Linked DNA regions of Mus musculus: region 2 is linked to region 1. Evidence: chromatin contacts called from ENCODE Hi-C or POLR2A ChIA-PET data. All regions are on one chromosome and are shown on one strand. The core of a region is the stretch at or near the end of the contact, and the rest is flanking DNA. Distances in the headings are between cores, read along the strand shown. Region 1 has its middle 16 kb from the start of Gm30074. Region 2 overlaps Maml3 (mastermind like transcriptional coactivator 3).

The links. A loop is a pair of places that touch in the nucleus more often than their neighbours do. ChIA-PET counts read pairs that join two places held with the same protein, here RNA polymerase II (POLR2A).
Region 2: a loop to region 1 is called in a map of heart, with 2.3 times the contacts of the local background. The contact joins two enhancer-like sites. A Hi-C loop is called at or near these places in 1 of 37 maps with a recorded cell type or tissue (heart). POLR2A ChIA-PET finds 5 or more read pairs at or near these places in 1 of 5 experiments (Patski).

What each region holds. Positions count from the first base shown.
Region 1 is chr3:52,194,691-52,197,464 of GRCm38, forward strand. No RefSeq gene overlaps it. Among named protein-coding and RNA genes, the nearest start is that of Gm30074, 16 kb to the left of the region's middle. Within about 2 kb of position 1,486, at least 1 of the 3 ENCODE cell types and tissues checked has a DNase peak (open chromatin) inside an H3K27ac peak, as active enhancers do; it is heart, where a contact is called at or near this core.
Region 2 is chr3:51,748,594-51,751,595 of GRCm38, forward strand. The region is part of intron 2 of Maml3 (mastermind like transcriptional coactivator 3); the gene reads right to left. Among named protein-coding and RNA genes, the nearest start is that of Gm46803, 42 kb to the left of the region's middle. Within about 2 kb of position 1,463, at least 1 of the 3 ENCODE cell types and tissues checked has a DNase peak (open chromatin) inside an H3K27ac peak, as active enhancers do; it is heart, where a contact is called at or near this core.

The DNA of each region.
Region 1 (2,774 bases), core at 236-2,735:
TCTACCTCTTGGCTCTGCCACCAACTGTGGCAACTGACTGCAGGAATGGTCTGCCTAATGCCTGAACCTCCCGCAAGAGTTCTACAAACCAGATGCAGGTGGAAACACTTGAGTAGCCTTTTAGAGAAAGGTCAAGGGCTTCTGGGTCCTTAAACCGACTTGGGCAGGTCGGAGCATGACAGATGTATTTCTCTCTCAGTATACCCTAACAAGGACAAGGCATGGTGCCTCCTTCACTGCTATTCAATCTCTGCTTGGGTAGCAGTGTCTAGATGGGGATAAGCAGTCACCAATCGCCAGGCACAGACCAGCGCTTAGAATACAGTTTTAAATCCAGTCCCACTCCTACAAAGCTCTTTTCTACTAGAGTATGGCTCTAGTCATCTGGTGGCCAGCAAGAGTTAAGAAGCCTCCTTAAGTGTTTGGGGTGACAGGGTGTCGTGGTACACGCCTTTAATCCCAGTACTCCGGAGGCAGAGGCAGGAGGATATCTGAGTTGGAGGCCAGCCTGGTCTACAAAGTGAGTTCCAGGACAGTCAGGGCTACACAGAAAAACCCCGTCTTGGAAAACAAAAAACAAAAAAACAAGAACAAACAAACAAACAAAAGTGTTTGGGGTGATAGCTGGGAATCCTGTGGGGGAAATGTGGCCTCGCAGGACTACTGTTCTCTTCCTGGAAGGGAAATGACCTTTCTGACTCAAATGAGAGAAGCTGCTGTCAGCAATTGCTCGATTCACCTCCGGTATGTCCGTGGATATCTCAGCGAACTTCCATTGTTGTCTGTAAGGTAGTCCAATTCTAACCATGAAGTTTAACCAGCTACTAAATGGGGGAGCCAGGACTTCAACTTGGCAAGCCTGACTCCAAAGCTAATGGTATACACTCCTGTCTCAGAGAGTCGCAACAGAGACTGGGTATAAATCACAAGAGGATAAATTCCAAATAGAGGAAGGAGGTCTCTCACAGCTTTGGCAAAGCCAAAGATGGGAGCTCAGACATCTTGATGGCCATTTACTTGCACATCCAGTTGTGCCCCTTTCCCTTCTAACTTGGTGCTAGCGATGCCAGGTCTGTCCTAAGGATTGTAGACAGTTGTTTGTGCTGTCTGCAACCCCCACGCCCCCAAGTGAAGCACTATCTTAAAATAAATAATCAAGACTCAGAAGGCTAAGTATCACAGCCTGTGACTGATAGGCTGGTGAGGTGAAGGGTTGGGGAGCAGGGTGGGGAGTCGGGGGACGGTATTAATAAATTCAAGGTCACAAAGCTCCCACCTGCCTATACACCTTCACACCAGGTTCTCCTGCAGAGGCTGGAGGCTAGGTAAGACATCTAGACTCCAGGTGCCAGCACAGGCCAGCGACGAAGAGGGGACAAGGTCCTCAGTGACTCCTCCTGGGGGTGGACACGCGTGGATGCCGGGGACAGATGTCTACTTGGGAGCCTCCTGCTGCTCAGAGGCAGGTCTCCAAGCCCCGTGGGAGGCTGGGGTCAGAGGTGTGTGGGACTCCCACACTAGGGTCGCGGTTCTCCTATGGCGGGAGCCAAGGATGCAGCAGCTCTTCCCGGGGACAGAGACCAGAGGGAGGGCGCCCTGCCCAGGGCCGCCGAGGCCCTAGAGGCTTTGTGTGTTTGGAGCCAGAGCCCCCACTTCCCTTCCCCGCCTCCTTCCCGCTCTCTTTCTCCGGGACCTAAGTCCCAGTGGAGGTTCCAGCAATTAGCACGCAAGGAGGGGGGCGGCCGGGGGCGGGGGGGGGGGCGGCGGCTGCGGGAGGCGACAACCCCGTCCTTGCCACCGGCCGCGCTTCCGCCAGCACTGCCTTCGTGCGCCACCTACCGGCCATCTAGGAACACTGCAGCGTCTGCCTGAACTGTTCCTAGGCAGATCTTGATCTCCGTGGACAATAGACAATGGGATTTTTTTTTTTTTCCTGAACAATGATTTATTTTAGGGGGTGGGGACAAGGAGAAAGGAGGGAGGAAAGGAGGGAGGGAGGAAGGAGCACTGTGTTTGTCATCGCTTTAGAAAAGAAAAAAAATCTCTGTTCTGTCATTGTTTCTGCATATCCATTATATGGAGGACAAAAGAATCCGGTCCTGGAACAACAAAGCCAAGGGAAATGTTTTCCGTGGCTGACATTTAATTGTGAGCACACGGTGCTGCATTATCATGGGGAGAGACTGGAGTAGGGGCATAGGCTGGCTTCAAAAGCCTGGGTTCTTTGCTTTAGCGTGTCCCATTTTGTATGGCCTCAGAGAGCCTCACTCAGATTGTGTGTTACACACAATTCCATAATTCTATAGTTTTTCAACCCACCGCAGGGATTCCTTGTGGATCATTTCATAGCTCCTCCAGAGTCTGCTCTTTTGCAGCTTGCAGAAACAGTCAGCTTTTCTTCACAGCCTTCATATGGATCCTTAATAAAATAATCTAATCCAACACACACACACACACACCGCTATCCTACCAGAGCTGTTGGAGACATTGGAGAACTTAGTCCCAGCCTGTCATTTGACAGATGAGAGAGGTGAAATGCTTATCCAAAGCCACACAACTAATTAGAGATAAAGGCAGGACAAGATCTGCTTTGCCCATCCTGGTCTTTGTGACCTGCCTCTTGCCGTTTTGATGCCCAGCAACCTCTGGCCTGACCAGTTCACAGCCATGGTCTCTTCCTTTCTGGCAGCCATTGAGCTTCCTTGCAGGAAGATGGGTGAAAACTGAGGGGGTGGGACGGACAGGCTTCCTAGCTCAGTGGCAATTCCTTCATT
Region 2 (3,002 bases), core at 213-2,712, 450 kb before region 1:
GCTGGCAAGAGTCAGTGTGCCTGGAACCCATGGAGAAACTGTATCCAGCTTCTCTGCAGGCAGATTGCTCTGCTGCAGAGCCTGTGGCTTTTGGCACCTGGGTTCCATTTGTCCCCCCCTCCTTCTTTCGGAAGAGGATTTGACGCCACCAAGGAAGGACCTTATAATGTTATTTACTGCTATTTCCTACGCCCCAAATTTGGCTTTAGGCTGCCTATTTTCAGTATTTGGGAACCTCAAGACGGGAGCAAGGCATGAAACCTGCAGCGAATATGAAGCCTTCCCCAGGGCTTGGCATTTAGCTGCAGCTCCAGCAGGCATTTAGAATTAAAAAAAAAAAAAAAAAAAAAAAAGGTTCATGCAGGCTTTCCAAGTACAGGGCCTTAAAGGCAACATGGCTCCGAAATCCCCTTTGTGCTGTGGAGCTGTGGGAAGGGACAATGAGTGACACGCTGCCCGGTGTCCCCATGTAAATGCTACCTCGAGGATACAGTTTTTACCAGGCAGATGGCTCATTTCTGGTCTGTAGCCTCATTTTTCCAGTGTTCCTCATGTACTTGTGAAGTTCTGCCCCTGGAGTCAGGTCCTAATTGGTGTCAAACGCTCAGAGACAAAAGTGAGGTTTGCGCATCATTCATGCGAAGGCTGTAACTGCAGTGACGGGCGGGCCCTGGCTCCAGCCACGCCTGTGGCCAGCAGGACCTGCTGTTGCAGACCTGCTCAAAACTACTGAATGCCAGGCTAAATACCTCTCTGTCATCACTGCCCATCTCCCGACTCTAGCATGTCTTTATGCTGGGGTCCTCTTTAGGTTATCTGTATGTTGACCTTAGTCTGGCTCTAGCAAATCTGGGTAGGGTTGAGGGGGACCCCCATTCATCTCACTACAGATTTGGGGGCCACCCAGCAGACAGGTAATCCTAATAGCCAGGACTCTGCAGTCAGCGAACGGCCGTCTGATTGGATGCACATTCATCTTCAAATTATGTTGTGTGACAGCCTGGGCTGCTGAACACCATTTTAACATGCAGATTGACTCCTCTGAGGCTGTTCATTATGCATTTAGCGGCCTGTTTTCAGACTAACCAGCATGTCAGAGAGGCCCTATCCTTTTTCCACCTGGGTGGAAGAAATCGCTTGCTGACTGTGGGGGAGCATGGATATTAAAATGCATGTTTATTTTTCCGAGTATCCACATATAACAACGTCCCCACCCCACCCCCGCCGCCGCCAGTGCAGGAGGAGAGAAGAAAAGGGGCAGACAGCTTTGACTCTGAAGCAAAGAAAATGGCTATGCCAAACAAGCCAGTCTCTGTGGAAGACAGGAGCTGACAAGGCCAGGCCAGCCTGATGCCTCCCGGCTGCCCTGGCTGCCCGCAAGCCAGCCTGGGTGCGTCCACACAAGCGCTCTTCTGAGACATGCACAGACCCTCTCTTCTCTTGTACACACAGCCCCAAGTATTTTAAGCAGCACACTTCCAATTTCCTGTTTCTAAAATTGTCTCGCATCTCCAATGGCATTCCATGCAATCCTGGCAAGTCACAGGCTCAGGGGCTGAGCCAATTCCACTCCAAGGACAGTGAGAGTCCTGTGTCTGCTGAGGAACAACCAAGTAGGGCCCTGGGTCACTCACCCCTCATCTCTTCCTGGTGTGACTTAACCTCAGTCTGCTGGGACTTTGTCTCCATGACCTCTCTGTGACCTCTAGCTGCTATTGGGCAAACACCCAATAACATCTCTCTCTCTCTCTTTCTCTCCCTCTCCCTCTGTTGTGCCTATGACCCCTAGCTGCTACTATGTGAGCACTGCCATTTCCTCTGTGTGTGTGAGGGTGGGATATGAATATGTGTGTCTGTGCATGTATGTGTGTCTGTGTGTCTATGTCCTTCAGCTGCTATTGGGTGAATACTGCCATTTCCTCTGTTTGTGTGTGTGTTTGGGGGGCGAGCTATGGGTATGTCTTGTACCTGGTGTGTGTGTGTGTGTGAGATCTCCAGTTGCTACTGGGTGAGCATGTCCATTTCCTGTGTGTGTGTTGGGGGAAGGGGTATATGTGTTGTGTATGTGTGTGTATATATGGTGAATGTGATATATACATGTATGTGTGATGTGTATGCGTTCGGTGTGGTGTGTGTATGTGTGTGTTGTATGCTTGCTGTGGTATGGTGAGGATGCTGTGTGTGTGATATGTGCATGTCCTTTCTTGATGCACTTGCAGTAGTTTTAAGATTTCATTCCTGTCCCACATAGTGCCTAACGGTGGCATTTTTTTCCCCCATGTGTTTGAAAGACTCCTTACTTTCTAGGCAAGAGCTTCACTATTGCTGGGCATAGTGGCGAACGCCTTTAGTCCCAGCACTTGGGAGGCAGAGGCAGGTGGATTTCTGAGTTCTAGGTCAGCCTGGTCTACAGAGTGAGTTCCAGGACAGCCAGGGCTATACAAAGAAATCCTGTCTCGAAAAACAACAACAACAACCACCCTCCACTATTGACCTATATCTGTGACCTGTGACCTATATCTGCGGCCCTCGCCTCCTGAGAGGACCCCAGTTCCTTCAGTCTCTGTGGTGGGCTACGCTTGCTGTGCACACAGCACTCCCCTCTGTCATCGGATGTGGGAGGCTCTCCACCGCCTTCCTCTGCTGCCTTGAAAGAATGGTTCTTCAGGGGCTGAGGAGCTTGGCTTGAGAACGCAAGCTCAGAGGCCAGGGCTGAGAGCAGCCACCCTGCCACATGTCCCCAGAGGGCAGGCATGTGTGCTTAAGAGCTTCTGGGTCTTTTGGGGTGGTGTTAAATGCTGCTCTCAAAGATGTGGCTGGGGCTTTGCTATTTACATGAAAATATTACATAGTATGTCCAGAGGGCTCCAGGCACAAAATAAAGCAGAAGGCAGAGCTGCGTTCTGGATTCTGCCGGCATGGCCGTCAGTGGGCATGAAAGGGCTCTGTTGCTTACTCAGGGACTGTGGTACTCCTGAGGAGAGAACCTGAGCGTGGAAACT